2 separate regions of the Homo sapiens genome follow, and region 2 is linked to region 1. The links are chromatin loops, found by intact Hi-C in ENCODE. Cell type or tissue: endothelial cell of umbilical vein. All regions are shown on one strand. Each heading gives the region's core, and the rest is flanking DNA. Links, peaks and the distances in the headings are about the cores only. Region 1 overlaps CMIP (c-Maf inducing protein). Region 2 overlaps CMIP (c-Maf inducing protein).

The links. A loop is a pair of places that touch in the nucleus more often than their neighbours do. Peaks named below come from ENCODE experiments on the same cell type or tissue, not always from the same donor. Only the 100,000 strongest peaks of a DNase experiment are listed, where the experiment ranks them.
Region 2: it touches region 1 in a loop (2.6-fold over the local background); 4 of 110 quality-filtered maps call a loop at or near these places.

The regions. Positions count from the first base shown.
Region 1 is chr16:81,542,962-81,559,013 of GRCh38, forward strand. All of the region lies in intron 1 of CMIP (c-Maf inducing protein), which reads left to right. Among named protein-coding and RNA genes, the nearest start is that of MIR7854, 17 kb to the left of the region's middle. RefSeq lists an enhancer at 9,812-10,418 and a silencer at 15,883-16,052. In endothelial cell of umbilical vein, for the core only: no CTCF peak of the experiment used is centred there; DNase peaks (open chromatin) are centred at 8,640, 9,250, 10,810, 11,040 and 1 weaker place; H3K27ac peaks cover 3,566 bases.
Region 2 is chr16:81,487,285-81,503,336 of GRCh38, forward strand. All of the region lies in intron 1 of CMIP (c-Maf inducing protein), which reads left to right. Among named protein-coding and RNA genes, the nearest start is that of MIR7854, 39 kb to the right of the region's middle. RefSeq lists enhancers at 2,639-2,708, 6,160-6,893, 9,896-10,537, 10,454-10,573, 10,634-10,693. In endothelial cell of umbilical vein, for the core only: CTCF peaks have their summits at 8,231, 8,443 and 10,635; DNase peaks (open chromatin) are centred at 5,367, 6,607, 7,037, 8,617 and 2 weaker places; H3K27ac peaks cover 4,743 bases.

The DNA.
Region 1 (16,052 bases), core at 4,319-12,318:
TGTGGCTTCACTCTCTGGGGGATTGTGAATTCTGCCCCAGGCCTAGCGAGAGGCCGCTTGGGAGCCAGTCCGTTCCACGGGGTGCTGGTCTGAGCCCTGCCCGCTGGAGCCCATGAGGTGGCAAGGGCCCAGGCCTGGCTGGTGGCACTGTGTGTCACTGCTTTTCTGCTGATGGCTTGCTGTGTGGCCTTGAAGTTGCTTCGCTCCAGGTGAGCGCATCTGAGAGGTGGGCTGGGTCTGACTTTGGGAATCTGAAGACTGTGTGGTTCTGAGATGGCAAAGTGACACCTGTGGGCCAGCTTCCTGGCTGGAAGACACCCTCTCCTCCCTTCCCTAATCATGTCCAGTGCTACACGGCAGCCGGAGAGCGCTCTTTGTTGGTCCCGTGAGAACATTCAGAAACAATCATACCCACCCCTGTAGCTGGCTGCTTATTGCCAAGGCGTTGCGTTGGCTAGTGTCCCCACATTGAAGTTCAGGGCCGCCCAGGGCTCCCTGCTGCGTCCTGGGCCAGCCTGTGACCTCCCTTTTCCAGCAGAGCAGCAGGACTGAGGGCGCTGAAAGGAAGGGGGGTCAGGGTCGTGGGGGTAAGATCTGACCCTTGGAGCCAGACAGCCTGTGTTCAATTCCTGGCTTTTATCTATGACCATGGGCTAGTCACTTCCCCCCGTTCCTCAGTTTCCCCACCTAGAGCTAAGGTGAGGATAAAACAAGCTACTATCTTAGAACAGTGCCTGGCTTCTATATCAGGCCTAACAAAGGATGGGGATTTAATTTTCTGAAACAAAGAGAAATTTTTATTTGGCTCAGGCAGTCTTTCCTTCCAAGGAGATAACTAAGTTTGAGTCATTGTTTAAAAAATCAACTTCCACTAGTCCAGCTATGACCCCTGAAATGCCTTCCATTTCACCTTCTACTTTCTGTCTAAAGAAGAGGGTTTACTGAGCTAATTGCAGGTCTGAATCGTATTATCGGGAAAAGGTTTATCTTACTTGGGAGAACACAGCTATTTTAAGGAGCTTTAGCACATTTTTATTGCATCCACCTGGCATGAGAAATCTCCATTGTGAGCCTCCTTGGGGTACCCATTCCCATTAGAAAACAGTTCATCAGCCCAGAAGAGGGGAAAGGAGAGAGAGAAGGAAGGGCAAACGCTGGACACGCAGGGGTCCCCCCGCCCCAATTATCCATCATTTGTGGGGTTCCACATGCACCTAGTGCACAGTGAGTGTGAACTCACGGAGACAGACTCAAGTCATGTGCACGCATCCCTTTTCAATGTGGGTGCTGGGCAGAGGGGTGGCTTCAGCTCTCAAATGAGACCGAGGCTGGAGGGTCATGCAAGTGAAAAATACTCAATTTTTTAATTGCAAAGTCTCTTTGGTGCTATGTGTGTGGCGTGAACACGTGAGGGCATTATTTTGAAAGAATTACTGATAGGACTCTGTCTCATCCTCAGGGGGTAAGTGTGTGTGTGTGTGTGCGCGCACACAGGAAACCTCTTGTTTTTAAATATTTCCTTCTCCAAACAGCCTGCCGCTGACCTTCCCGGCCTCTGTGTGGCTCTCAGGCCACCTCCTTATTGCTATATCTTGGAGCCTAAGGACTTCTATTTCTGCTCTGGGTCCAGTGCAGGGTGCCAGGACCACCACAGGGGTGCATGTGTGCATGTGTGTGTGCCTGTGTGTGTGTGTGTATGTTTGAATATGTGTGGTGTATGGGTATTTGTATGTGTGTATATGTTTGTGGAATGTTGTGTGTATATGTGCATGTGTGTGTGTGCGTGTATTTGTGTATGTGTGGAGTGTTGCGTGTGTGCACGTGTGTGTGGAGAGGGTGTATGTGTGAGATGTGTGTATGCCATGTGTGTGCGTGCATGGAGGGCTCTGCTTCCGGTTTCTGGGGTTGAGTAACTTTATGAGTGGTACTTAAAACCCTTCTGTTGTCCACAGGACAAAGTTCAACCCCTCATTTTTTTGGCAGAGAAGGCTGCCAAATTGGGGCCAGACTCAATCTTTTCATTTTCATCTCCTGCCAGTTCCTTACCAGACACCCTGTGCTCCAGCCACAAACGACCTTTTGCTGTTGCCCAAAAGAGCCCATGATCTTGTAAACTCCTAGACTCCTAGAAGATGCCAGGCCCACAGCCAGGGTTCCCCTTTCCGCTTTCCCTGCTCAGCTCATACTGGTGCGAAACTCTCCCAGGCCTGCCCTCCTCCCTGCAGGGTGCCTTAGCTTCTTCCATCCTTTGAGACAGGCTGACCACAGGTACTGTGGTGTTTGATTTAATGCATTCGTTATCTCAGGATTTGCTGCGCTTCTAGAGAAGTCCTGCAGACGAACCCGTCCTTGTATCACCAGCGCCTAGCATGGTGCCTGGAAGAGGGTGGGTGCTTGATGCTTCTCGCAGTGAAGGAGCAGAAGCTTAGGTTCTGTACTAAGATGATGCTTATATTGTGTAGCTAAAAGGGACCGTGCACACAACAGTGACAACATCAGTAATAACGTTTACTGAGCGTCTCCTGTGTGAAGAGTCCCTGTGCTCAGTGCTCTATGAATGGCATTTAATCCACACAGCTTATGTGGCGAGCTCCAGCATCCTCCTCCATCTACAGATGGAAGCATGAGGCTGGAGAGAAGTGACTTGGTCCAGACCACACAGCACGGGGCGGACCTGCGATGCTCACGGTAAAACTAGGGCAAGTTACTACTTGACTGATCTGCTTCTGTTCTAGAATCCGAACCCTCCTCAGCATTGTTTCCAAATGATGGTGGTTTTCAAGCTCCAAACGCCCAGCTTACCTGGGCATAGAAGCCTTCCTGCCGGCCCTCCCGTGGGCCCCAGGGTCTTTGCACAGGATTTTCCACACACAGTACAAGTCTGGGTCTCGGCTGAATGAGCGAGCACGGGATTCCCACATGCCTGTAAGAGAATTGCTAAATTTGCTTCAAGCGGTGTCACCCCCTCACTGCAGGTAGATCTAGTGAACTCAGGGAGAATCCACCGTGACCTACATCAGAAGGAAGTGGGACGGGGCGGTGGGTGGGGAAAACGCAAATGGCGCTCGCTGTGAATAGCAGTGTTGGAGAACATCACAGCCAGCAGTCGAGGATGAAAGGCATTTGATTTATAATAGACTCTCAAATTCACCCTGGTTCTTACGAGTTATCGTGTCTCCTGAAACCTCGTGGGGGCATCCTGCTGCTGGGGCCAGGAGGCAGGGAATGGCAGCCCAGGGAAATGAGGAATCCCGATCCTTCTCTCTGAGTCAAGAGAAGACAGACTTGCCCTACTTCTCCCATGGTGTCCTGGGAGAGCAGGAAGAAGGCATGGAGAAGGATGCCTTGTTCGCCGGCGGCAGAAGCTCCCTCTCAATGCCAGGCAGGACAGAGCCAGCATGTAGGGCGGCGGTCCCTTTAGCAAGAGGATGAACTGGGCTGGAGGTGCACTCAGAAATCCACCCAGAGGGAGTTTTCCTTTTCATGACAGTTTTCCTGAGGCTTGGTGGGGAAGGAGAAGAGGCTCTCAGTTGCAGGCGGTTCATTCATTCACCCATTAATTCATCTAACTAATAGTTACTGAGGGTCTGTGTCCCAGGAACCGAAGAAAGCACAGGTTACAGCAATGAGCGAACACAGTTGTGTGTCTCCTGCCTGCAGGTAGCTGCGGCCTCGTGGAGAAAATTGAAGTCAGATGATTATCGTGCGGGGTGAGAAAGGAGGGTGAGAACCAAGTGCTGTTCACTCATCATTCATTCATTCTCTTGTTCAGGGGGTGTGGAGCACTGGATGGGAGCTAGACATCCCTCTAGACCTGTGCTGGCTGGAAGAGTAGCCGCTGCCATGTATGGCTATTTACATTGAATTAAAATTAGACCAAAGTAAAAATTCAGCTTGTGAGGCACGTAGCCACACTTCAGTGCTCCGTAGCCACGCGTGGCGAACAGCTCTTGTACTGGAGAGTGCCGATGTAGAACATTCCCTGCATCGCGAGAGCTCCCTGGATGGTGCTGGGCTGCAAAGGCCACTCCCCCGGGAGTGCACAGCCTTGCGGTATTAAAGACCGGCACATATTCTGTGACAGTACAGGGCAGTCTGGGCTGGGATGTGGGCACACAGATGTGGGATGGCCGAGCCATGCCTGGGCTCCCGGAGGCAGGGAGGTTTCAATGGTGTTTAAGTCAAGTGAGGAGGATCTGGGGCAGAGGAGGAGAGGGATAGCATATCTGGTAGAGGGAAGCACATATGTCAAGGCCTGGCCTCCAGAAAGAGAGACGGAAGGGGTTCAGCGCGGCTGGGTCGTAGACCATGTCATGTTTATGTGGCCGAGGGCATGGGGTGTGTGCAGCGAGGGTGACTCTGGAGGGGGACACAGACCAGCTCCTGCAGATGCTCTGCCATCTCTGCAGAAAGACCCCCGCTCCAGGCTCCCTGCTGGCCCTTCCAGTCAGATAGAGGGTCTTTGCAGGCCATCTCTTGCTGTGGGCACGCTGAGCAGAGGGTCCCAAAGCCAGTGACAACCAGTTCAGAGGAGGGCCTGGTTTGCGGGGTCAGGGCTGGACACCTTGCTCAGAGGGGTAGCTGGGCCTTGGAGACAAACTTACCGTTTCAGGCAAAAGCGAGGGTTTGCAGGTGGAGGGTGGGAAGCGGGGGAGGAGGAGGAGGAGGAGGAGGAAGGAAGGGATCTCCTCAGAAGCCTGCAGGGTCCAGATTGAGTGTCCGTTAGTTCAGTGTACCCAAGAAAACACTTCAGGAAATGGCCCCTCTTCCCTTTGGGGAAGTGCAAGATGAAGAAGAATTGGAGAGGCTGGCTCACAGTTGTGGGGCAGTGAGGGGGAATTTGGCAGACACCGAAATTGGACACTGGGACCCTTGGCCTGGGACCAGCTTGTGCCCCAGGGCCAGGTGCTGTGGCAACAAAGGAATGCCCAGGGAGCCAGGCAGGCCTCTTCAGCTCTGCTCTTCCTGTCACCCGAGCAACTCGCAGCCTCTGATCCCAGCCTCCTCTGCAGCACGCCGGCAATCATGTCATGCTGTAAAGCTGTTGGAACAATTTCCAGATCATTACAGCGGCTGGCATTTATCTAGGGCTTACCTTGACCCAAGCATTGTAGTATATACATCATGATTTTTCAGCCTCAGCTCTACTGACATCTAAGGATGGATCACTTTTTTTTTTTTTTTTTTTTTGAGACAGGGTCTCCCTCTGTCCCTCAGGCTAGAGTGCAGTGGTACAATCATGGCGCACTGCAGCCTCGACTTCCTGGGCTCAAGCGATTCTCCTCCCTCAGCCTCCTAAGTAGCTAGGACTACAGGCACAGGCCACCACTCCTGGCTAATTTTTAAAGTTTTTGTAGAGATGGGGTCTCGTTTTGTTGTTCAGGCTGTTCTCGAACTCCTGAGCTGAAGCGGTCCTCTTGTCTCACCTGCCTCCCAAAGTGCTGGGATTACAGTGTGAGGCACCAGCCAGCTGGATCAGTCTTTATTGCGGGCACTGTCCTGGGCATGGTAGGACATTTGGCACCATCCCTGGCCTCCACTCACTAGATGCCCACAGCACCCTTCCACCCCAGTTGTGACAACCAAAAATGTCTCCAGGCCACGTGTGGTGGCATGCACCTGTAATTCCAGTTCCTTGGGAGGCTGAGGTGGGAGGATCACTTGAAGCTAGGAGTTGGAGACCAGCCTCAGCAACATAGGGAGACCATGCCTCTACAAAAAAAAAAAGAAAAAAAAAAGCCAGGCATGGTGGTGTGTGCCTGTAGTCTTAGCTACGTGGGAGGCTGAGGCAGGAGGATTGCTTGAGGCCATGAGTTCAAGGCTGCAGTGAGCTACGATCATGCTGCTGCACTCCAGCCTGGGTGACAGAGCAAGATTCTGTCTCTGAAAAAAACAAAAAGGAAAAAGGAAGCTGTGTCTGGACATTGCCAAATGCCCCCCGTTGGGAACCACTGCTTTACACATTGACTCCTTCATTCTCATAGCAACCCATTTCACACACGAGGATTGACTTGGCACCACAGCTGGACCATTGGTGCTGAGGTTTGAACCCAGGTCTGTCTGCATGGGCCTGTACTCAGTTCCTGGATCTATTTTACTGCAGGCTTAGGTGGAAAGGGCGTGGCCCAAAGCCAGATGTGTAGTAGGTAGTCAGGGAAAGGGGCTTTTCTGATGATTTGTCACTGGCTTATTCAGTCAACAAACCAGACCCTAAGTGCAGGTTGCAGGATGAGGAGGGAGCCGGTCAACCTGCAGGAGCACCTGGGTGACCAGCCTGAGGGTTGATGGAGCCATTTGTATTTCTTAGGCAATGATTAACCTGGTTGAGCTGGTAAATCATTCGATAGAACCTTACCCTGGAAAATGCCGGGCTTGCAAATGGGGGGCCGTTGGTTTCACATCTGCTGTTTCTTCATTGGACTTTGTCACCCATGAGGTCAGGAGCCAGCAGCCGAGGGCCGTTGGGAAATTCTCCTTGGGCAGATAGCTGCCACTTTTCCTTGCTAGCCCTGGAGTGCTGTACGTGCCCCAGGAAACTGTCCCATGTAGGGGATTTTCATGGCTGGGCTCTGTGTGTGTTGGGGGCGGGGGGCGGAGGATATTGAAGAAGCGGCCCTGAGTGAAATGCCAGTGGTCCTGAGAGGCGGGGCTGAGACCTCCTCTTTATTTATTTGTCTTTGGAAATTGTACCATTCATGATGAAATCGCCCCTAAAGGACACAGGCAGCAAGGACTGGCCTTTGCTAGACCTGGTAAGCTGGGCAGACCGAGCCCAGAGCAGGGCCTGGGTGCCCCAGCAGGGCACAGGGTGCTGGCTGGTTCCTCTGAAGGCAACTGCGCGTTCTCTTCCCATGTGGAGAAACCAGGCAAATGTGTGTGTGCATGCGCGCGTGCATATGCCAGTGTGTATGTTTGTACATGTGTATTTGAATGTGTGTGTGCAGTGTGCTGTGTGTACATGCTTGTGCATTTGTGTGTGTGTGTATGTGCACACAAGCCTGTGCCGTCCAAGTGCCCATGTGCATATTTAAATGCGCTCACCCGTGTGCGTGGGCAAATGTGTGCACATCTACATGTGTGTCAGAATTATTGTGCGTGTGCCTATGTGATGTGATTTCACCCCACCCCTATGGCTGTAGGACGAAGGCAGTACACACTGAGCACCCTGCCCATGCCCTCGGTAGCACTCCTTCTTTCCTTACTGTTCCACAGTGGATACAGAGAGACCTGAATTTAATACCCAGCTTTGCCAGTTACTCATTGCATGATCTGAGGCTGGTCATGCAAGCTCTCTGAGCCTCAGTCTTCTCATCCGTGAAATGGGAGAATAAGGAACAGCACTGGTGTGGAGTGGCATTGAAGGTCATGGGTCATAGGTGTGTGTGTGGCTGGGGCCTGCCTTAGGTGGCAGTCAGTGATGGCATGCCCTCCCAGCTTTGGGAAGGTCTGGCCCTGTCCATGGAGGTGCAGGAGGGTCGCAGGGCTTTAGTTGCTTCTTTCTGCTCATGCCCCCCTCCCACTCTTGGCTGGGAAACCTTGGCAGCACTGGGCAGGATGGTGTTGACAGGTCTTATCCCGTCAAAGAATGTCTATGTGGCTTCCACCCTCTGTGCTCTAGGTGTGGCCTGGGGTCACATGGCTGCTATTGCTAGGATAGACCAGGAGGACCCAGTGGAGCTGTTTGTGCTTCTGGAATCTACCTGATCAATTAGAAACTACTAGAAGGCTGAAGTCAGGGGCTTTGGTGACCTTGGCTTTTGCCCACTGGTGACCACAGCACTGTCATTCTGAAGTGATGCCTGGTTACAGCACATAGATTCTCCTTACACCCAGGAGAGGATGAAGAAAGTCCTAACCCCATTCTGTGCCCTCCCCAGTTCCATCACACACACCCCAGTTCCATCACACACACCCCAGTTCCATCACACACACCCCAGTTCCGTCACATGCACCCCAGTTCCGTCACATATATCCCAGTTCCGTCACACACACCCCAGTCCCGTCACACGCACCCCAGTCCCGTCACACGCACCCCAGTCCCGTCACACGCACCCCAGTTCATCACACGCACCCCAGTCCCGTCACACGCACCCCAGTCCCGTCACACGCACCCCAGTCCCGTCACACGCACCCCAGTTCCATCACATATATCCCAGTTCCATCACACGCACCCCAGTTCCATCACACACACCCCAGTTCCATCACATATGTCCCAGTTCTATCACACGTACCCCAGTTCCATCACACGCACCCCAGTTCCATCACACACACCCCAGTTTCATCACACACCCCAGTTCCATCACACACACCCAGAGGGTTCTGAGTAACCATGGGCAACCAAAAGCCAGGAAAATGGGGGGATTTCCTCTGCCTCCCAACTGTTTTCTGATTAGTCACTTCTAGCTAATTAGCAAGTGACAAATGGGACAATAAAGCTGAAAATATCCATTGGCTTCCTGGAATCCCAGCCACAGACATGGCACATGGGACCTGGCTGAGAAGCAGAAAAATGAAAAAACATTTGGGGTCCTGAGGAAGGAAGCACAGAGGACCACGTCGGGCCAGCCATGTCAGTGTGTGGCTGTAGGTGGCTGCAGTGTGTGCCTCAAAGACACACTGGGGCCGTGTGCAGTATGTGGGAGCTGTGGGAACCTGCTCTGTCTTCCGTTTTCTCTCCACACTGTCTGGAAGAAGTGATTTCATCTCACAGTCATTTGGTGACTAAGGCAAACTTCCCCCATCCAAGGTGGAAATTGTCACAGGGCCCTGGGGACATCATAGGGGTCTGTGTCCAAGGTGGCCTCTGCTTCCAGAGGTGGCTGAGGCCCCTGTTGTGGACAGTTCCCCTGGATGCATGTGGGTGACAGCTCCTGCTCCCATAGACAGTTCCCCATGCATCCTCAGATGGGTGAGGCTCTGCTGCTGTGACAAAGACTCCCCGGTCCAGGGACTTGAAACAACTTTGTTCTTGCTCAGTCACCATGGACGCTGTTCCCCACCGGCAGTGTGCAGGGGGGCCCTGGCTGGTGGGGTCCTTCCACCTGGTGACTCTGCAGCCTCGGCGGCAGGGGCAGGGAGGACTGGGGAGCCCAGCGCTGGCAGCTGCATCCTTTGGCTTTAGGAGGGACTTGTGTGACATCCTCTGACATCTGACTGTCCAGGCCCAGTTGTGTAGCGGTGGCCTGGCTGCAAGGGGGCAGGGAGTTGGAATCCTCCCCATACGTGGCAGTGGAAGGAAGCCAGAACTCTGTGCTCATTGGTAGTTGTCTGCCTGTCTCTGACGTCGGCTCACTTGGGCTGATAAGGGCTGGCTGGTGGTTCCCGAGGGTATCCTGTGTGTAGTGGGGATGTTCTTTTCCTGTGGCCTCTGTGACATGTTCCTTCAAACCCAGTGGCTGAAAACCACACAGATCAATCATCTTACAGTCCTGGAGGTCAGAAATCCAAAACAGATCCCCCTGGGCTATGTTAGGTGGGCTATGTTAGGATGTTTTCTCCAGAGGTTCTAGGGGACAGAATCTCTTCCCATGCCTTTTTCAGCTTCTAGAGGCCACCTGCATTCCTTGGCTTCTTGGCCCCTTCCTCCATCTTCAGAGCCACCTGTGTACCATCTCCCAGCCTCTCTCTGACCCTTTGCCTTCCTCTTTCATTGGGACCAACTCGACAATCTGGGAGAATCTCCCATCTCAAGGTCCTTAATGGAACCACATCTGCAACGTCTCTTCTGCCATGTCAGATGGCACATTCCCAGGTTCTGGGGATCAGGGCGAAGACATAGACATCTTTGGAGCTGCTCTTGTGCCTACCACCAGGGGCCATCCTTAGTGGGAGAAGCCAGGCTACCTGCCTTCCTCCCTCCCTCTCTCTTTCTCTGGCTTTGTTCCTTCATTGCTGTGGCTGGGGACAGAGTGCACAAGAGGAATGAGGGCCCTGTCCTCATGGAGCTGCCAGTCCTTTCCAAGGGGAAGACTGACCTTCAGCAGAGACTTCCAGTGCAGGGGGTTTGGGAGTCCCCTCCCTGGGGGACAGGAAAGTCTCCTCTAAAGACGTGACTTGTCAGCTGCTGTCTGGGGATTGAGGAGGAGTTAGGGAGGTGAGGTGGGGATAAATGTTGTGAAGACCAGTTGCTTAGCCACGTGGGTCCCAGCACCCAGGGCCTGAGTCTCTGCTTGTTTCAGTCCCACTGTTTCTCAGTCTTCCCTCGTTTTCTTCCACCCTGACTGTGGCCTGCTCCGTTTCGCAGATTGCTCATCCCCATTCCCGCCCACTGCTTTTCTGGAAGATGAAGGGGCTGGCTTCCTGCGTCCTGGCCTGGGCACTGGAGCAGGCCATGCCCCCAGGAGGCAGGCGGGACCTGGCTGCAGGGATGTGGGAAATAGGACCCAGGACCGTATTTGCAAAAGCAACAAAGTTGAAAGCAGGACTGGGCAGGCTGGGTCGCTGTTTGCACTGGGGGAAGCGCTGGCCTCAGAGGTGCCTTCCTCCTCTCGGGCCAGAAAGGGTGATTGTTTCAGAGTCGTCTGATGAAGAGCATATATTCCAAACAGAGCCCACTGCCTGTCCCGGCGCCAGCTTCGAACAGGGGAGGCAACTGTGACGCCCTGTGGCTCCTTTCACCCGGCAGTGGGGAGGGTGCTCAGGCCAAGGGGAGAGAGAGAGACCTCTAAACACAGCCTGGAGAGGAAGGCTGGGCGTGCTCCGCCAGCTTCACACGCACCTCTCTTGGCCCTGCCAGATGCCATTTGTGTTTTCTCTTTCCCGTGCCCTCGCCCCTTGCCAAAAGCTATAGGCAGCATGGCCAAGATTCCTCTGTGGGGCAGGAAAAAGCAAAGAAGGAGGCATGAGCTTCTAATTAGCAAAGATAGACAAATTGCTGGTGGAGGGACCACCTTCAGCTTTGTGTGCAGACACGTGGCCCCCCTGGCCCTTTTATATTACGTGTCCACATTCTTTGGTGGTCTAACACCCTCCTAGGCACTGGAGCCACCATGCAAGCGTTTCCAGTGGGCTGTGAACAGAAAAGTAATTTTCCACATCAGAATCAAATACTCAACAGGAAGGCGAGGCTGCCCTGTGGTGGGCGGGACTTGGCCCTCTGTACTTTCCATTTAAGGCATTTAGAACAACAATAATTATTAAATAATCATTAAGTTAATTGTCTTCCTTGCCAAACTCATTGAGGGCGGATACCCAATAATACAATCAGTGCCTGATAAATGTATGTTGAGGGGAGTCTACCTTTCCATGAGAACTGAGTTTTATCTCTGAATTAACAAATGCCAGATGTGCAATTAGCATTCAGAGAAAATGCTCTCCTCTTCAAAAGGCACTTTAACCTGTTATTCTCTATCTGAGCTCATTTAATGCAAGGAGAAGCTAAGGAGCAGAAAGATTCAGAGAAATATCCTGCTTCAGAGAGTTGGGCAGGAGATTCCTGTAGCATCCGTTCTGCTACTTCTCAGAACTGTGTGCCCTGGCAGACATCAATAATCAATCACCACTCTTTCCTGTTGAGCCCAGAGGCAGCTGCAGAACCGTTCACAACACACCTCCAGGAGGCCACTACCAGGTGCTTGAGAAGTTTGCAGAATCCCAGACTGGCAAATATGGGTGTATAATCGAATTCATGTTTACCTCCAGATTTCTACTTTCTGGCTCAGAGCTGTCCTTTCACTTTCTCATTTTCTTCATTCACCGCTGTCAGCAGGTGCCTTTTTTCCTGCAGCCACTTCTCTGGCTGTGTGACCCTGGGCAGGCAACTTTATTCTTCTCTGGGCCTCAGTTCTTTGTCTGTAGAATGGAGATAATCGTTATATCTGGTAAGACTCTGTGGGACCCAACGAAAGCATAGAGTGCTTAGCATCGTGTCTGCTAGGAACTAACAGGCCCTGAAGAGATGATGGCAACTTTAAAATATATTTGTTTTCACTTTAATCTTCAGCAAATTGAAGCCCTGGCCGCAGGTGTCATTGGGCTGGAAGCTCCTAGGGATGCCCCCCAGAAGGGGGGGTTTTTCCTTGGTCCCTGGTAAGTCTGCCTCGACACACCCCTACAGTGGGAGGGGCACCAGCTGTCACCTTGGTGCCTCCTCTGTGCCATCAGTCTTCCCAGCCACAGGGAACTTTCCCACACACGCAAGGCCTCATCTCGGGTCTGCAGAATCCAACAAAGAGCAGGAGGGCAAAGAAAGCCTGTCATCTCCTCTCTTGCAGAAATCCACAAGCAGCATTTCCGATGTTGTCATTGTTATAATAAGCAGCAGGCCTCATCCAGGGAGGGGAAACGTGATGGTGTGGTGCTGAGATAGATACCTCCAGTTGCTTTTCCCCTGAGTGGGTCACCATAGCTCTGGGGAAATCAAGAACCCCCCCTAGACTGTGGGAGTCCCCAAGTGACATCAGGCACAGCAGAAAGCCAGAGAGGAATCCGGACCCATGGGCAAAACAGACAGAAGAATTCATGCTCTCAGCAGGGAATGGGGACAGTGAAAGCACACCTGCCCAGGTAACACACCCTACAGGATGCACACAGACTCAGTGTGCACAACAAAAGGGTCTAAGGCCTCATTCCCAGCTCAGCACATACACTGTCCGCTCCCTGTCCAAGAGGGCCTTGCCATTTGGGCATTTGGGGCCCGGAGAGATCTGAGATGACCCCATTTCCCTAGGCGGCCTGGCAGTGATGTGACCAAGTCTGTGAAGTCACCATCTTCATGGGTCCCCACCAGGGTATACTGTGCTCCCCAAAGCTAAATCAGGAAGGAGAAACGTCCCCACCTAAGCCTGGGGAGATCTCCAGCATAGATGAAACCCCTCCGGGCTGGTTATTGCCATTGGAGTGTGTCTGGTCTGCCCTGGTTGGGGGAGACTGATTCCTGCCAAGTGATTTTTCTCCCTGAACCTCAGTGTCCTCATCTCTAAAATGGATCCATAATAATACCCACCCCTGGGAGAGCTGTGAGCATGAGAGCTAGGGGTAAACCTTGGTATACAGGAAGTGTGCAATTAATAGGAGCTCCATTGTGACTGTTACTTTTCTTAGAATTTGAGTCCAGTCCTGGCCAAACAGAATCACCGTCTTCTCTGTCTGAAGCCATTTTTTCCCTGGAAAATGCAGACCCAGCGGTGAGCTATTTGTTCTCTCAGAGTTTCTGAGTCCTGGGAACTGAGGCCAGAGATCTCAGGAGTAGAACAGTCCACTTACCTGGCTGCACGTCATCTCATTTTGCTGTTACGGAACCTGTTCTAGCCCGGGTGGGGTGGAAGGCAGATGTTGGACTGGTTATTATGGGGGAATGCCTTCTGCTGCAGAAGGAGGTGGCGGCGGGCACTAGGTTGCTTCCACCTTTTGGCTACTTAGAGTAATGCTTCTCTGAACACGGGTGCGCTGGTGTCCCTTTTAAAAGTCCCTATTTTTAATTCTTCTGCATATATAGCTAGGAGTAAAATTGATGGATCACATAGTAACTTGGCTGCACCCTTTTATATTCGCGCCAACAATGCGTGAAGGTTGTGATTTCTCCACAATGTGCCAACGATTACTATTTTCCGTTGTTTTATCAGTGGCCCTCCTAATGGGCATGAGGCAGTGTCTCCAGAGACAGAAGGTGGAATCCTGGTAACCACAGGTAGAAGGAAGGGGAGCCGGGAGTTGGTGTTCGATGGGGACAGAGTTTGAGTTTGGGAAGATGAGAAAGCTCTGGAGGCCGACAGTGGCGATGGTTGCACAGCAGTGTGGATGGACCAAATGCCACTGAACCGTACACTTAAATGGTTAAAATGGCTAAATTGGACATCACTTATACACACAATTGTACATCACGTGTACACACACAAAAGCAGGTGTCACATAGGAGACACCCAGTTTAAGGGACATTCTGTACGGTGCCTGAATGGCGCTCCTGAAAACTGTGCAGGTCCTCAAGGCTGAGGAAAGCGTAAACTGTCCCAGACCAGGGAGGCCAAGGAGGCGCGATGACTCAATGTCATGTGGTGCCCTGGATGGGATCCAGGGACGGGAAAAGGACACTTGGGAAAAACTGGTGAAGTTCACGCAAAGTGTCCGGGTTAGTTCAGCATCAGAGACCAATGATGGTTTCTTGCTTGTGACGAAAATGTTCCATGGTCTGAAAGGTGTCAACACCAAGGGAAGCTGGGTGAGAGGGCTACCAGAATCCTCTCTACTGTCTTTTCAGCTTTTCGGTAAATCCAAAAGTACTTTCAAATGAAAAGTTTAATTTAAAAATGAGAAGCCACCTCCCCCACGAGATCATGAAGCTCCATGAAGGCCAAGGCCATGTCAATGCCAAATGCATGTTGGTTGAATTCACTCGTGTTGGTTGAATTTACTGATGTTGGTTGAATTTACTGATGTTGGTTGAATTTACTGATGTTGGTTGAATTCACTCATGTTGGTTGAATTCACTTATTACTGTGTACTTACCATCTTGTTGGCAGCCTCTTCGTTCTTTTTTTCTAATTGACAAACAATAGTTGTATGTATTACATATTTATGGAGTATAATGTGATAATTTAATATATGTTTATAATGTGGAATAATTGATTAAATCATGCTAACAAATCCAAAAATAAAATAAAAATAAATAAAAATGGGAGGACTAGGCAGCACAGTGAGACCTCGTTTCTACAGAAAAAATGTTTTTAATTAGCCAGGCATGGTGGTGCACATCTGTGGTCCCCGCTACTCAGGAGGCCAAGGTGGGAGGATCGCCTAGTTCAAGGCTACAATGAGCTATGATGTTGCTACTCCACTCCAGCCTGGTTGACAGATCAAGAACCTGTCTCAAAAAACAAGACAATTGTGGTGAAATACACATAACATCAAATTCACCAAATCGGAGGTGTTTTTAACATACAGTTCGGTGGCATTAAGTACATTCCCATTGTGCAACCATCACTACCCTCCATCTTCAGAACTCTTTTCATCTTATCAGACAGAGACTCTGTCCCTGTTAAACACTAACTCCCCATTCCCCTCCCCGAGCCCCTGACACCTACCATTCTATGCTCTGTCTCTACGAATTTGACTGCTCTAAGTACTTCTTGTAAATGCAGTCACGCAATATTTATCCTTTGTGGTTGGCTTATTTCACTAGGCGTCATGTTCTTAAGATTCTTTCATATTGTAGCATGTGTCAGAATTTCTTTCTCTTTTATGGCAATATTCCATTGTCTGTGTATGCTGCACCATGCTTCTCCATCCGTCCGTCCATCAGAGGACACGAGGTTGCTTCCACCTCTCGGCCGTTAGAGATAGTGCTGCGGTGAATGCAGGCCGTGCTTCTCCATCCCTCCATCAGCAGACACGAGGCTGCTTCCGCCTCTCGGCCGTTACAGATAGTGCTGCAGTGAACGTAGGTTTACAGGTATCACACACAGACCAAGCTTCCCATTCTTTTGGGTCTGTACCTGGAAATGGAACGTCTGGATGATACAGCTCTTCTCCGGTTAAGTTTTTGGGGACCTGCCAGATTATTTTCCATAGTGGCTGCCACATTTTACATTTCCACTAACAGCATGTAGAGACCAGGGATACTGCTCAGTGCCCTGCCACACACAGGACACCGCAGAGATGACCTAGCCCCAAATGTCAACAGTGCCCAGGTGGAGACAGCCTGGCTTGGAGTGAGCAAGGGGCAGAAGGAAAGACAGGAGGCGTGGGGAGGAGGCAGGCCAGCCAGGCAGGCTGCTGGGAAAGTTGTCCTGAGCACATCTTGGAATGAACACAGCTGCGGCAGCTGTGAGTATTTGCTGCTTGGCACCCCAGGAAGCTTTTCTTGGATTGTCTCATTTCAGTCCCCAATGCCAGGAGCTTGGCATAAAATGTGTTGAGAGTGGCTGCGCACAGTAGGCCCACTGTTCCTCCCGCCTGCAGCCATCCTGACTTTGTTCCCTTCAGCGTCACCTCCCCAACCCCGCCACCAGGTACTTTGTCCTTTGAAAGCAAGGTGCAAACACTGGCAGGCGAGCCCAGTAGATAAGATGTCTGAGTAAACACCCAGCCCTCTCCTTGTGGGATCCGCATTACCCCGT
Region 2 (16,052 bases), core at 3,397-11,396, 57 kb before region 1:
AAGCAAGGCTGTCCCGGGCGGTCACGGCGAGCTGGCACCTGGATTCCTGAGGTCCTGAGGAACCCGCTTCAAACCTGGGTGGTCAGGGCCGAGTGGGGCTCTGACTGCTCCACTCCCGAGGCCCCAGACCAAACCACACAGCCCTTGAGGGTGAATCACTTTGAAGTGAGGGGTTCTGAGCCTGTGGCCTGCCAAGCGGGCCGGCTTGGCGGGAATGGGCAGGCTGGGCAGCATGGCCCGCGTGGCTTCCAGGCAGCAACTCCTCTCCCAAGGCGAAGGAAGCCAGAGCCAGAGCGCAAGGCTCTGGGCTTTGTGGTCAGAGAGCGGCTGAGTTCAGATATCATTTCCTAGCTCTGTGACACTGGGCAAGTCACTTAACCACTCTGAGCCTCAGCTTGCTTTATGTGCAAACTGTGGCTTCCTTGCACCACTCTCACAGGGTCTGTGTGAGGATTAAAGGAAAAAACCCATGCAAAGTGTTTGGTTGGTGCCTGGCACGGAGTAAAGGCTCAAGAGCTGTGGTGCCAGAGAGCAGCTTCAGGGGGCTTAGCCCAGCAGCATCTCAGAGCAATCCCCTATCAACAAACAAAAAGGATGTTCCGGCTCTGCAAACACGGTTACTAGACGATCTTCGAATGCCTCTTCTTGCATGGAATGACTGCTCTCGGCTTCTGCTCTTTGCAACCTGGAGGTGCCATTGGGATGCCCTGGCAGCCTCGCATCTTACTTTAATTATTATTTTATTTTATTTTTATTTATTGTTGTTTTATTGTTTATTATTGTTGGCAAGACGCCGTTTGCATAGTAAACTGAGACTGCTGCATGACTTTTATTTTATTGGCTGCATGACCTTAGCATACTAAAGATGAGTACATTGTTATTATTGTTATGGTTCTGATTAGCTCCGTGACCGTAGCACACCGAAGCTGAGAGAGTGCGACCGTAGGGGGTTAAGGGCTCATATTCCAGAGCCAGTCTGCATGGGTTTTAAATTCCTCTTCCTCCACTTCCTCCACTTCCTAGTGGGTGACCTTGGGTCACCCGCTGAGAGTCCCTGTGCCTCAGTTTCCCTGTCTCTAAACTGGGCATAATAGTGTCTACCTCACTGGGTTGCAGGGAGGATTAAATGAGTAATACGTATGAAGTGCTTAGAACTGGGCCCGATGCACGGAGGGAGTGTGCTGTTAGCCATCATTGTAGTCATCCACTCATTCCACCTGCAGGTTTTGATTGTTGGCCTCCTCTGTGTCTGGTTCTCCCCGAAACAGTGGATATATGCGTCTCCTGGGACTGCTATAAGGGTGACATGCCTGTTCCTTCCCCCATCCCCTCTCTGTGTGCCCCTTCTCCTTGGTGGCACTCCTGGGCAGTCATCAGCTTCCTTGCTTTACCGCAGCACCAGGGAGGCTCCTGTGACTTTCAGGAGAGCCTTGGGAGGGCACAGAACCTCTGTACTCCTCTTCGGGAACTCTCCCCACAGCTCCTGGCTCTTCGCTGTTCTGCAGGCCCAGTGTGATCTGGAAGACGGGGAGAGAATAATCTCTGGCAGAGCGATGTAGTTGCCACTGTAGAATCAGATGTGAGCCACTGTCATTGATGCTGGACTTTGCTTCCTGTCTCTGGCAGGCACTGGAAGAGATGGCCTTTCAGACCTTCCTGTGAGTTTCATTCATGCTTCATTCTTTCATTCATTTTTTTTTTCATTCAGTCTCTTCCCATTCTTTCTGCTTTCATTCATTCTATTCGTTCATTCTTTTGTTATTCATTCATTTTTCAGTTTGATTGTCTGCTTTGTCCTGGCCATACTCTCAGGCACAGGAGATGCACCCATGAAGGCCCAGCTGGTCCAAGGCCTTGGGGAGCTCACATCCCTAGCTGGTGGCATGAGGAAAGGCGGGCAAGGAGGGGTACGATGTGCCCATACAGATGCTGATGGTGCACTCAGAGGCTGACTTGAGGGGTGAGGGAGGGCTTTCTGGAGGAGGTGACTTCTATGTGCACAGGAGAGGAGGAGCTGGAGTTGGTGGGTGAAGAGGGGAGGTAGTGCTTGTTCCCCACAGAGGGGGACTTTACTTGCAGAGGCTCCAGGCCCTGAGGAAAGGAGTACCACAATACACTGGTACTTTTTTCTCCTCGGTAGTCAGAGCGTATTATTCAGGTACATCACTTGGGTGCAGGGGCTTGGGTGAGAGACCAGCAGGAGAGGTCTCCTTTGTGAGTCCCTCTTTCCAAAAGTGCCGCTGTACCCGGAGGTCTGGAAGACTTTACAAGTGTGTGACTTTCAGAGTGCAGGAACCCAGCACACCCTGTCACCAAACAGACCCACGAGGCCACCATTCTCCCAGGACCCAGCTGTGGGATGGCCTTGGCTCCTGCTTCTGGTTTTATGGAGCCCCCCTCCCTTCTCTGTGAAACGGCACTGCCCAGGCTCGTTCAGGGAGGGGGAGAGAGCTGATGTGCGATGTGTGCGTAGTGCCCAGCGAAGGGCCCTTCACGCTGGGAGCTTTTGGCAAATGCCAACTCTGGCAGGAGGAGGCACAGGGGAAGGAGAGTCTCGGGAACTTCCCCAGCTCTCCAGTGCTAGGAATTTGACCTTTTCTAGGGGTTCAGAATCCAGTGATGTCCTGAAATCTGCAGTTTCTGCTGCAGAAAGACAGTTTTTTATGTGTTTCCGGCCACCGGGATTCTTGATATCTTCTCAGTACCAGCCTTTGGACTGGTGCTCTTTGGGTCCCTGGGGAGTGAGAGGGGAAGTGAGAGAGGGCAAGAGACCTGTGGACACGCCTGCACGCCTGTGCCAGAGGCCTGTAGTGTCCCAAGGAGCCTGACATCCCTCAGGGGCTGTAAGAGGTTAGGTGTAGCTAAAGGTTCCTGTTCCTCTCTGACAGAGTCATCACTACCAGTTAGTAGTTAATTCATTGGTTTTCTGTGCTCCTACTGTGTGCAAGGAATATAGCATCACAGTGAATGATGTTTCTGTTCTCGTGGTCAGGAGAGCCCAGTGCAGAGGCCTGATGCTATTGTAACAAACCAGCATACAAATGCTTAGCATGGATCGGGCGTGGTGGCTCATGCCTGTAATCCCAGCACTTTGAGAGGCCAAGTTGGGCAAATTGCTTGAGCTCAGGAGTTCGAGACCAGCCTGGCCAACATGGTGAAAGCCTGTCTCCACTAAAAATACAAAAATTAGCTGAGTGTGGCGGTGTGTGCCTGGAATCCCAGCTACTCGGGCGGCTGAGGCAGGAGAATTGCTTGAACCCGAGAGGTGGAGGTTGCAGTGAGCCGGGATTACGCCATCGCACTCTAGCCTGGGCGACAGAGGGAGACTGTCTCAAAAACGAAAAACCAAATGCCTAGCATGGCGGGGGAATAAGGGCCCTGAAGAAGACAAGACCCACACAGGGCAAAGGGAGCAGGTGTTTGTGGCGTGGCCAGTCCTCTACCAGGCTAACACTTGATGTGAAACTTTAAGGAGGGTGAAGGAGGGAGCCACCCTGGGGTGTCTGGGTAGAACATTCCAGACAAGGAGAGCAAATGCACAGGCCCCAAGGAGGACACGGAGGCATAGGGAGCACTTGAGATGGGGCAGGCATCGAACTGGGTGCAGAATACACACTTTCTCCTTTTATCTAGTGATCCTAAGAGTTTCCCCTGTGTAATGCCAGTTTTTCTCCTGGCTGTGTGGAGGCTCCAAGGGGTCCAGCCTGCACACAGTGGAGGGGTCGAGATTTGAACTGGTGACTGCTTGACTGCATAGCCTTGGCTCTCGTTGGGCTGCGCGGGCTGAGCTGAGAGACTGGGGTAGGGGTTTTGTGGTGGGTTCCTGTTCCTGACCCATGTGGGGTCTGGCCATTACCCTTGCAGGCATTATCCTCGTGAGGGCTCAGGAACGGTGTCACCCATCACAGGGCGACAGCTCCAGAGATGTCTAGGGGGCTGGAGTGCCGGTGTCTGGGGTTGGCCTTACAAGAGCCTGGTGAGGACAGGGCTGGGCCAGCCCTTGCCTTTTGAGTCCCGTCTCTGTCACCGCATGGCTGTGTGAGACTCTGGGCAAGTCACACCCTTTCTGAGTCCTCGTTTTCTTGGTAAAAACGGGGTTAGTAAAACTCCCTGCCCTGCTTCCTTACAGAGCTTTTGTGAGGCTCAGGGAAGATTATGTGTGGGAAAGCCCTCTGTGGGCTCCAAAGCCCTGGACACGAGAATTCTGATTTTCCTTTATTTAATTGCAAAAACAGTATCAGTGGAACATGGAAGATAATTTAAAAGAAGACGAAAAAAACCTCTTCATACAATTCACCCAAGTATGGAAATCCTACCCTACCCAAGTATACACCAGCTGAATGGGTTTGGATGTATTTTCAGATAAATTCCTCACTTGGCGAACTCTTGCCGCTTGACGTCCCCAACTCCACAATCACGTGGATCTGGATCATTTGGCACCCTTCCCTGTCTGAACTCGGGAGCTGGATGGATTTGGCTACTGAGGATTGCTTGTATCGATTTTCCACTTATTCCTCTTGGTCTTGGCCCATCTGTACACATACTTTTATGTCATTACAGGCACAGTGAACATGCTGGTTTCTTTCCATTTTCTCCTCTACCGTCATCAGCGGAGATGACGTTTTACCTAGTCTTCGCCGTGATGGAAGCTTTTTAGTGGCCACGTGGTCATCTTTTGTGTCACACCATTTTTCATGAAACCATCTCCCTTTGGTTAGATACTAAGGCCGTTTCCTGCTTTTCTTCCTCAATAGAGTGTGCCACAGTGAATATCTGCGTGCCTGTAGCGTTTTTATCCTTTCCTTTTGATGATGAAAGATCATTTGGAAAAATTCCCAGGAGGGAGATTAGTCGGCCACAGGGGTATGAACATTTTGATGGCTTTGGATATCGATGAGGCTCTCTTGCTTTCCCGCAGAGTGGAGCCCATCTGTAATGCCATCCACAGGGTGCAAGCGTCCTTATTTTAACACTGCCATGTCCTCTCCGGGTGTCATTGTTTTTCATTTTTTTCTTAAATTAACTTCACGTGTTGAAAATGGTGCAGTGTTCAGTGTTATTAGTCAACAGCTGGCTTTGAGACACATGCCTGAGTGCCTTCAGCTCCTGGCTGAGTCCTCTGTCCCTCTGTCCGTGGCCACTCAGCCATGAGCACTTCTGTTAGCGATGAAGATGAAAAAGTGTCCCTTCTGCCCAGGCTCTCCCTTCCTCCTCTGGCTGCAGAGCAGGGAGGGGTTTCAGTGGCATCGCGGTGGCCGGGAGCGAGTGTGCTGGCCGGCTGGGCCTTGCTAGCAGGGCCGGGCCTTGCTGGCCAGGCCAGGCTATGCAGGCCCTCGAGAGGGCCTGGGGACAAAGGCGCCTTGGGAGGAGGAGGCAAAACAGGGGAGGGAAGGGAGGGCCCTGGAGAAAAAGGGGGGAAGAGAAACAAAGACAAAGGCTGGCAAAAATAGACCACGGAAACGGCAGGCAGCCGGGATAAGGAGGACAAGAGGCAGGATGTGGAAGAGGAGGGGAGGCGGAAGTTGTCGTGGGGGGTCGGGGAGAAATGGGGAGTAAAGGGAGAGTGGGTTACGGGGAGCTGTGTGGGGTGGGGGTACGTGGGAGAGAGAGACCCAGAAAGACAGACACACAGAGAGAAGGGAGCGGCCGAAGAGGAGGGCCCGTGAGCGAGAAGATGCAGATGCCCCTTTAGTAGGAGGGCATTGCTCCCTGCGCCCCTGGAAGGGACTCTGGGCTGGAAAGGACCAGAATGCAGGGAGGAGCCGCTGGCGGGGGTCACTGGAAGCTTGATTCGGGGGAAGCTGTAGGTTGGAGCTGGGAGACCCGAGTTCCTGCCCCTCCAGGGTCTTGTACGTCCTCACAGAGGACCTAGGGCCTTGATCCTGGTCCCGGCACACAGACACTTCAGGGGTGATGGAGCCACCACACCGAATTCTCCTCTAGGGCCCTCCCCCAGCATCAGAGTGCAGTCTGAGGGCAGCAGTGGGAGCTGGACTGGGGCCATCTGTGCAAGGGGTTATTGTGCCCAGGTGCACAGGCCGGAGCTCTGGGGTCACTCACCCTCCGCGTTACCTGTCGTTACCTGTCGTTACCTGTCGTTACCTGTTGTCTGGACCATAAAATGCAGATGGGAATGTCGCCCACTTCCTCAAGTCTTTGTGAGGATTAAACGAAGTACGAAATATAAAGCACTTGGAGTGGGGCACATAGTGTGTACCGTGTGACTCAAGGGGCTGTCCTCTTTATGGTGACGATGACAAGGGCATCAGGACAGCAGCCAGCATGGCGCAAGCCACCCGGGCCCAGCCTTGTTGAATCTTCCGGCAGTGTGGCGAGTTAGGTCTGCTCGTTCCCACTCTCCGCATGGGAAAACTGAGCTTCACAGTTAATATAAACACCAACAGTAATAACAATGGCAGCAACAAACTGCCGAATATGAGGGCCTAACATACACGAAGCAACACGCACGTCGCAGAACCCACAGCTGAGGAGACCAGAGCTCAAAGGGGCGAGTCACCTGCTGGCTCACACAGCAGCCGGGACCGGGATTGCAGGTGACCCACGTGGCTTCAGGGCCCAGGCCTGCCCTGTGACTCACGCGGCCTGTCACCCGCCGTTTCATGTTTCAGGCCTCGCCTGTACACTGGTGCTTCTCAGGAAGTCTTAGGGAAGATGACTTATTTATTAGCCGTTTTTTTAAAATCTCTTAATTAAAAAAACAACCAGTGTGAGTATGTGGAAATGTGATTCACCATGTGATCGGGGAGGTCAGAGCCAGAGTCCCTGGCTCAAAGGTAACACCCCTGTCCACCTGGATGAAGAATGTTCCAGAAGCTTCCCTCCAGGCACGGTCCTTGCCTGCTGAGCAGTCACCGGGGGAATCGGGGGCAGTTACCGGGGCCTCAGACTGTGGGAGCTGCCTCTTCCTGGGTCTCCAGCCGTGATTTCAGACTCGTCTTTCATCCTTCCCCTCTCGGTTGCCAGCCCAGTGCTGGAGGGACGCAGGGCAGAGCCCAGCCAGCTGCAGGTGTTTCCAGGCATGTGCTGGGAATGGAGCAGATGCGGGGCTGAAGCTTTCCCCAGAACTGGCCTTTATTGACGCAGAGGGTGGGAAAGAAGGCACGTGGCTGTGCTGGGAGAGGGTGGGTCTCCCTATAGCCTGGACCTGGGAAGGGCCTTCTCTAGAGCTCTCCAGGGACGGCCAGACAGCTCCCCTTCCACCTTGGGGTGTAAGCGGAACAGGACACACTCCCCTCAGGAAGCACGGTATCAAAGAGGGTCAGGAGGAGCCCCAGCCGGCTCCCGTTCTGAGGAGGCACCTGTGGGCATGGGGGACCCCCGGGGCCGCCCCCCGATGCCTCCGCTGATGCTTAAGGTCACACAGCAGGACATGGTAGCTGGGTTCAAACTCAGGTCAGGCCAACTGCAAAGCCTGTGCTCTTTCGACTCCTGGATGGACACTGCCCAGGTGCCCCTGGGTAACTGATACCCTTGTCCCCAAACAACTCTGAATCTCTTTTCATCATGAATATTATTAATAACAATAAATACTAATAACTGCCATTTATCAAGAGCCCCTACTTGCCAGGTGCTTTCTCATTCAGCCTGCCAAGGAAGCCCGTGAGTTGGGCACCAGTATCGCACTTTACAGATGAAGTCATTGAGGTACAGAGCAGCTATGTAACTAGCCATGGATCATAGAGCTAGTGTCGGAGATGGCACCCACACACAATTCTGATGACAAAACCTTACACTTGGGGACTGTAAGGCTTTGGGCACATTAGGTGACCTCTCTGAGCTTCAGTTTTGTCTTCTGTAAAATGGACCTCATATGCTGTCCGTGGCATAGGTTTGCATATGTGAATTAATGACTGTGGAGTACCTGGCACTCAGTGTTAGCTCTCACCATCATCATCATCATTACTGTAGCATAGGGTTTCTCAGTGAAACAGACACTGATGGTCAGAGTGGACCTCTCAGCCTGGGGGAAGCAGAGGATGAACCCTCTGGGGCGGGGCCCTGGGCAGGCTGGTTCAGTGATAAGCAGGAGCCAGGCGACCCACAGGCTTCTTGGATGGGCTGGGCGTGCATGGCATAACCGTTTGAGAACAACAAACCAAGCCGGCCGGGCTGCCGCTCTGTTTCCTGCGAGGAGGGAAGTTACAGATCTCCGCCCTGGCGTCCGGGGAAGGATGGGACAGGCTGCTGAGGTACAGTCCCATGTGGGGAACGACTCTGTCCAGCTTGATGTCTGTGCCTAAAACCTCGCCTGCTGCTGCTGGCCACAGGCCAGTGAAATTCACAGACCCACTTCTCAGAGGGTGGGCAGGTGTGTCTGCTAATCTGAGAGACCCCAGGCCCCTTCTCTTTTTATGTTTGTGGGAGGAATGGCTGAGACCCCAAAGCTGTGGGCTGCTGCTCTTTGGAGGACTTGAGACATTGTGAGAGCTGTCACCTCCTCCTGGAAGCCCCTGCCTGCTGTGGTCAGCCATGGCCACTCACTCTCCTGGGGCATCTGCTGGCCTCCCTTAGTGACTTGGCTGTTGGCTGTCATTTTCTTTCCACCTCATTCCCCCAACTAGACAGGAAGCTGTCAGTCCTCAGCCTCCTTATCTGTAAAATGCAGTTTGCGAGATAATCCCCAGCTCCCCCAGCTCCCCCAGCTCCGAGACTTGCAGGAGCAGAGAAAGAGGCCATGAAGCTGGCAGGGGCGCAAAGGAAGCAGGGCGTTGTTCCAGGGAAGGGAGAGCAAGTGAGCCAGGGACCGAGGGTGGGGCTTTGAAGATGCTGTGAATCCAGGGTAGCAAGTGTAGTGGTGCCTTTGTTTTTTCATCTGTAGAATGGGGATAATGGGACTGGTCTCCAAGGGTGGATATGAGTGCTGGGTGAGTTAACACACATCACATGTGTAAACAGGGCCTGGACCATAGTAGGTGCTATGGTTACTATTAAAATTGCTACATTTAGTTAATTAAAATAAATATTAAATCAATATTTGTCGTGCCTGTTGTGTGCTCAGAATACAGCAGTGAACAAAACAGACCCCCTTCATGGGGGCGATCCTACTTGGGGGCGATGGATGGGAAACAAGGAAGTAAGTGAAACCTATTTAGAATTTGTACGATGGAGGGGAGTTAATTGCTTCTCAACCCTGACAAGTGAAAAGAAAAGTGAGAAGGACTTTGAAGGACAAAGACCAATTAAAATTTCAGCCTTTCAGCAAGGATCAAATCAGATTTATGGTTGTTTCATCCAGTGATAAAACCCTTTGAATGGATGACGATGTCTCAAAGTAGCAAAGTGGGGTGCGGGAGAGCTCAGTTTTAAATTTGGTGAGCTTTTGTGCACGTGCTTCCAGGGATTTGGTATCACAGCTGTCTCCTCCAACAGCAAGAAGAGAAGGTTCATAAAGGCACACCATCCCAGTAGAGGCGGGGGTCAGCCCCCTGCGGACCCTGGACCCCTGGGAACACAGTTTGAAACCTGGTGCTCCATCTCTTGGGCTTCTTCCCAATTAAAATGAGCAGAGTCTTACATTCTGTGAAACTGAATGGGAGCCAAGGGGTCAAAGGACAAGTTCAAGAGGGAGAAGCCAGTGCCGCTTGGCGGGCAGTGCCCGGGACACCCACCCACAGCCTGGCAGCTGGGCCATTTGCTTACTGCTGGCTGGCTGGGGGGTTCAACAGTTGGAAGAGGCCATAAAAGTGGATTGCACAGATGCCCTGATGCTGGGCCTCGTAAGGGGTGTCCGGGCTGTGGGGATGTCTAGGCGGAGAGGGAGGTGTAGACCCTGGGCCTCCCAGGCACAGTGATGGGGCAGCTGGAGCTGGTGGTGCCCATGCAACAGTCCACCCTCCTCCAACCCCTGCCTGACAGCCTTGCATAGCCCGGGGGACTCAGTAGCTTGGGGCTCCCCTCTGCTCAGGCAGACCTAGGGCTCTGATGGCTCCCATTTATGAGAACAGCTGTCACTTGGAAGGACCTGCTACCTGTCCTCCGAGATGTGTTTTTCATACCTTGTATTGGTCCTCTCCACCAATAACCCCTCATGGATGAGTGATTGTTACTGTGTAGGAAGAACTTGGGGCTCAGTGAGGTTGAGCCACTTTTCCAAGAGGCCACTTAGAGCTGGAGCTCATAATAAGTAGGGGTCTCTAGGAACTGTTTCTAAACAACCCCCGAACCCAGCTGGTGGCTCCCAGAAGGGTCTCTGGAAGCAAGGCGACTGTCTCATTGTTTCATTAGTTTGAGCCCTACGGGGCCTTAGGACACAGCCAGCTTGGAGAAGTCACTCTAATAACCCATCTTGCCGGTGATGCCCAGGCCTCGGCAGACTGGCTCTCCGAGGGTGTCTGGGCCTGGGCAGCCGAGGTCTTGTTAACCCCAAATCCCACAGGACTCGCATAGAGTGCAGAATCCCGGTTTTCTGAATTGGTGCTAAAGGCTCAGTGGCCTGGCCCTGCTGTGAAGCCACAGGGCTTGTGCTCTGGGAGCCTTGGCCGACACAGGTGCCCCGCCGCCTCCTCTGCTGCTGCAGCCTCAAGGGCTACAAAGAAAGCTCCTTCTGCCCGTGCAGCGTGGGCTCCTGGGTCCCCTGCAGGCCACCATGGCTGCTGCTCCAGCTGTGGTCCCCCCAGAGGCTTCTCCAGGCAGTGCCTGCCGACTCTCCGGTGCTTCCCTTATTTTATTCCTCTTCCGGGCACTAAGTTTCGGTTTCCTTTTCATTGTTCTTTGTTGGTCTGTTCATTCATTCATGCATGCATGTGTTGGTTCATTCATTCATTCTCAGAGTACCATGGTGGCTCTGAGGACAGAGGTCAGACCCAGCTGGGTTGGAACCTGCTGCTCCCTAGCAGTGGGCCTCTGGGCAGATGTTTTAACCATAGAACTCGGCTTCCTTGTCTGAAAACGTGGCTCCTTCTAGGACAGTCAAGAAGGTTCAATGAAATGATGGATGTGGAGCCCCAGGACGTGACCTGAGGATGGTGCTTGTCATGTTGGGGTCTGTGTCCCTCCCTTGGGCACATTCTCTCCTTCCTTCCTTTCCAGCTTCCTGAGGACGGTCCAGTGCCGGGGGCTGGGCACAGGCCTGAGTGAGATGCGGCCCTTGTCCCCCGGCCTTTTTGGTCTGGGTCCTCACCTCTGCACCGAGTCCCCCTGGGGCTGCTCGGCAGCTCTGAGGGGGCCACTCTGCCTCTGCCCAGTGGTCCTGCTTTCTCACGGGGGTTATCAGGCCTCTGCTCCTCGCGCCTCACTCTGAGAGGGTCCTTCCACCTGACTCATGGCTCCCATCCCTCCATGCCCCTGCCCAGGTGCCCACACATGTGTGCCCCAGAACATGGCTGCACACACTTGCATACCCCACGAGCACACACGTGTGTGCATGCATACACCCCATGGTCCTTGAGCACACATGTCCTGGGCCCTGGCATGCACTCCCCCAGGCGTCATGTATACACACAGTCCACACGTTTGCAAACGGGCAGACACACCTCCCTCTTGCACATCCGTGCACACCCAGCCCATATCTTCCTGCCCCTGCGTGTGCACACAGTCCCAGTTAGTTTACACCGTGCACACCTCTCCATACATACAGGTTCCCAGCTGTGCGACCACTCACCCACACGTATGCATTTATTTTTTAACACACACATGCATACCATTTAGTAGGACCCCATGTACAAGCATCTGAGTGCTTTACAAATTCAAATGTATTTAATCCCCCTATCAACACTAGGAGGTAGTTTCTGTTATTAGCGCCATTTTACAAATGAGGAAACTGAGGTGTAGAGCAGTTAGATCGGTGTAGAGAAGCTAGATCGTGTGCTCAAGGCTTCAGTCCAGGCTCTTGGCCCTGACACGATGCTGTTTGCCTGTTGAAGATGTGTGTGCATGCATGCACCATTCACACTGTGAACGTGTCCCAGCATGGCCACACCCCCTCACCGTATACACATATGGCCATGAGCACTCAATCTCAAGGTCATGGATGCACATGCCTCACACCTATGCATGGAAGGACACTCGGCACACATACTTGTCTCTGCACACACACACCACTTGCACACCCATGTACACATGTGCCCCAAGCCTCGCCCCAATCTCCAGCTCCCTTTCAGAGTCCCTTCTAGGATATTCTCTGATTTCTCCCAAGTGCCCAGTTCGGGAGGGAAGTGACTGCACAGATCTGGACCTGGCGATGACCTCTGAGTGGGAGGCAGCCCTGGCTGAGCTGTCTCCTCACCTTAGCATCCGCCTGTCCCGGCGCCCATGTAGCTTCCTTGTCATCCATCTTCTGGGCTGGCCCAGGACACGTGCCCCCATCCCAGCCTCCAAGAATCTGGGAATGTCCTTAGCAGACTGGGCTGGCATGTGGCCTCTGCCCGGGGAGCAGAGGTGGCTCCCCAAAGGCTTCCTGAGAAGTGGTGGAGGAGACTCAGCTTCCCCGTCCAGTCCTTTACCCCTCCTTTACCCAGCAGCGCCCTCTGAATCTGAAACAGTTTTGGGGGCGGCAGCTCCGGTCCTGCCCAGCAACTCGCAGTTGTTGCCTGTGGCATTCAGATTCAAGTCTGGGCTTGTCAGCCCGGGCGAGACTCTCCTATTTTGGCCCTATGGGAGGCATCCAAACTCCTCTGCCCTTGCCTTCCGGGGCGCCCCACGCACTCTGGGCTTCACCTGGCTCCTCTGCTTTGCTTGGGCTGCTGACTTCTGGAGGAGCCCTTTCTTCCTTCTCTCTCCTGATGCAGAACATACCCAGTCTCCCTGGGGCAATCGGCCTTCTTCAGCCACTCCTTGGTCTCTGCTCCTCTTTCCCTCCCTCACTCTGTGTCCTGCCAGCCCCAGCCTCTGGCGACTTTTAGAGCTGGTGCGCAGTCCTGCCTGAGCATCGGTGAACATGACGCCATGGGCTGTGGCTTAACGATTCTTTTGGTGAATTTTGATTCTTTATCAAAATTTCCTTCCTTCCTTCCGTCCTTCCTTCCTTCCGTCCTTCCTTCCTTCCTTCCTTCCTTCCTTCCTGCCTCCCTCCCTCCCTGCCTCCCTCTGTCCCTCCCTCCCTCCCTCTCTCCTTTCCTCCCTTCCTCTCTCCTTTCCTCCCTTCCTCCTTCTCTCTCTCCTTCTCTCCCTCCTCCCTCCCCTCCCTCCCTCTCTCTCTCTCCCTTCCTCCCTCCCTCCCTCCTTCTTTCCTCCCCCTTTTCTTTCTTTCTTTCTTTTTTTTTTTTGAGATGGAGTCTCACTCTGTCGCCAGGCTGGAGTGCAGTGGTGCGATCTCCGCTCACTGCAACCTCTGCCTCCCGGGTTGAAGTGATTCTCCTGCCTCAGCCTCCTGAGTAGCTGGGACTACAGGCGCGTGCCACCACATCCAGCTAATTTTTGTATTTTTAGTAGAGACTGGGTTTCACCATATTGGCCAGGCTGATCTTGAACTCCTGACCTCAAATGATCCACCCACCTTGGCCTCCCAAAGTGTTGGCATTACAGGCATGAGCCACTGTGCCCTCCCCGGCCCACTGTTTCCTTTCCCTCCCTCTCTGTCCTTCCCTTCCTCCCTCCCTTCCTTCTTTCTTTCCTTCCTTCTTTGCATGTGCCAAGCCAAGCCTTGTGCATCTGCGTCTTTGAAGTCCTCACGAGTTGAACTAACAAGAGAAGAAAAACCCAGGATATGAGAAATCATTGGATTGCGCAGGTGCCCTCTGCCAATTGGTTAGCAAGTTTTTACGAGCAAATCTGGTGGTTATCCTTTGGAAAATAAGCAAAGGCAAACCACTTCCTGCCACTTCCAGGAGCTGCTCAAGTGCCGGAGCTTTCTAAGACCTACTGAGAATCTGAAACTTCAGGCCAGCGTCCTCCGTTTTCCTGGAGAACGCAGTAATTTGTGTTGGTGAAATTCCACTGGGCCTGATGGGGTTGGAGATTGCATTTCAGTCTTGTCTTGCTAAGGAATTTCTGAGATCGAGTAATTTGGCAAGAAGAGAAAAGGAGAACAACTTTGGGTTGTGACGCACGGGCAGCAAATGCCCGTCCTATTTTGGGACTGGTGCCTCCTGCTTTGCGTGTGCCACACAGCCTCAGGGGACCTGAAGCCCCTCTTTGGCCCCAGGGGGAGCTCTGGCAGTGCCCTGTGCCACGCATTGTATCGGGCTCCTTGCACTCCTTCTTACTTGACTTATAAGGTTACGCTATTAAATAGCGTCATCTGCAGAACAGCCCTAAATTCTTGAATGGGGAGAGAAAATGCGGTAGCTGGGGGTGGAGTGGGGTCGGGGGCAGGATCTCAGGATGGGTGTGGCATGGGCATTGATGCTTAGGTTTGACTCTGGTTCTTTTTTTTTTTTTTTTTTTCTGAGACGGTGTCTCGCTCTGTCGCCCAGGCTGGAGTGCAGTGTCGTGATCTCAGCTCACTGCAACTTCTGCTTCCCAGGTTCTCGCAATTCTCCTGCCTCAGCCTCCCGAGTAGCTGGAATTACAGGTGCATGCCACCATACCCAGCTAATTTTTGTATTTTTAGTAGAGTCGGGATTTCACCCTGTTGGCCAAGCTGGTCTCGAACTCCTGACCTCAAGTGATCCGCCCACCTCGGCCTCCCAAAGTGCTGGGGTTACAGGCGTGAGCCATTCTGCTACTAACCGGCAAGTGACTTAAGTCCTTGTGCCTTCCTTGCCTGATTTATGAAATGGCAACAATCCTGGGGATGATGGGAGGACTTTTTTATTCAGTCAACACATGAGTGGTGCCTACTATATGCTAGGCCCTATTCTAAGTGTTGCAACTATTAAATAGAGTAGTCTGCAGAGCAGCCCTAAGGGGCAGCTACTGCCTAGCTCCGATGAGGAAACTGAGGCCCAGAGAGGTTAAGTAACGTACCCAGCTGCTAGGAGGCAGGGCTGGGCTTCAGACCATGGAGTCTGGACCCGGGACCTGGGCTGACAGTTGCAGCATAACAAGGATTAGGTGAGATGCTACATCAGTGAGGTGACCACTTGTCCTGTTTTGCCTGGACAGTCCCAGTTTACACTTGTAGTCCTAGTAAAGTGATCAGTGACGCTTCATTTCATTCATAGATTACATGGTCAACTTATGTATTGAGTATTCAGGACAATCCTGGGGACATGGTGGCACTGCCTCCATGTGAGCAATGGAGGGGGAGGTGACATGGCCACAGAGCACCCAGCCTGGCTCGCCTGGGGGTGCCTGGGTTACCCGCAGAACGGAGATGTCCTCGTTCATTAACTCATTCGCTCAGCGATCCATGGGCCTGTCACGTGCGCCAGGCATTTGGGCGTCATGCTGATGGCTGGGCGAGGATGGGGAGGACTCAGACAAAAGAAGACAGCCAGCAGGCTCTGGGAAATGAAGTCACATCCAAGACCTGCCCTTGTGAGAAATGTCAAGTGTTACCGTTATCATCATATTCCCATTGCTTTGTTTGGCAAATTATGACAATATGGCTGTTAACTAAGCAGATTCTGATTACCTATTGTTTGAATGCAAAAAACAAAACAAAAAAAGAAGCAAGAAAAAGCCTTCTGGCTATGTGACCAGTATTTAGAAATTTCCATTCCTGAACAGGCCTCAGGGCAGAGCCAGTCCCCAGGCTGTGCGGAGCCACTGCTGTCCCTGCAATGCCGGGTAATCACTTTGTCTTTGCTGCTGCATCCATCACGCCCTGTCTCTCTGTCCTTAGATATGTTTGCGTGATGTCGTGGGATGTGGCTTTCCCAGGCAGTCTGTTAAGCAGCCAGAGATCTACTCTGGCCTCCTCGTTGATGTTTCATTAAAGAGCTGCCCTAGTTCAGCACAACCTAAATATTACAGCTAAAGAACACAGGCCCCGGAGTACGGTGACCAGTTTGTTCTGATTTGCCCAATACTGTCCCAATTATACTGAAAGTCTTGAATTCCAGGAGATCCCTCAGTCCCAGGGAAACCGGGATACATGGTTACCCTGCTCTGGAGTGAACACAGCCCTGGGTCATCATCTGTGGCTCTGCTGTGTGACAGCCGGGTGCTTGATGGTGAAGAGTTTCCCCCTGGTATGAGCAGTCAGTGTT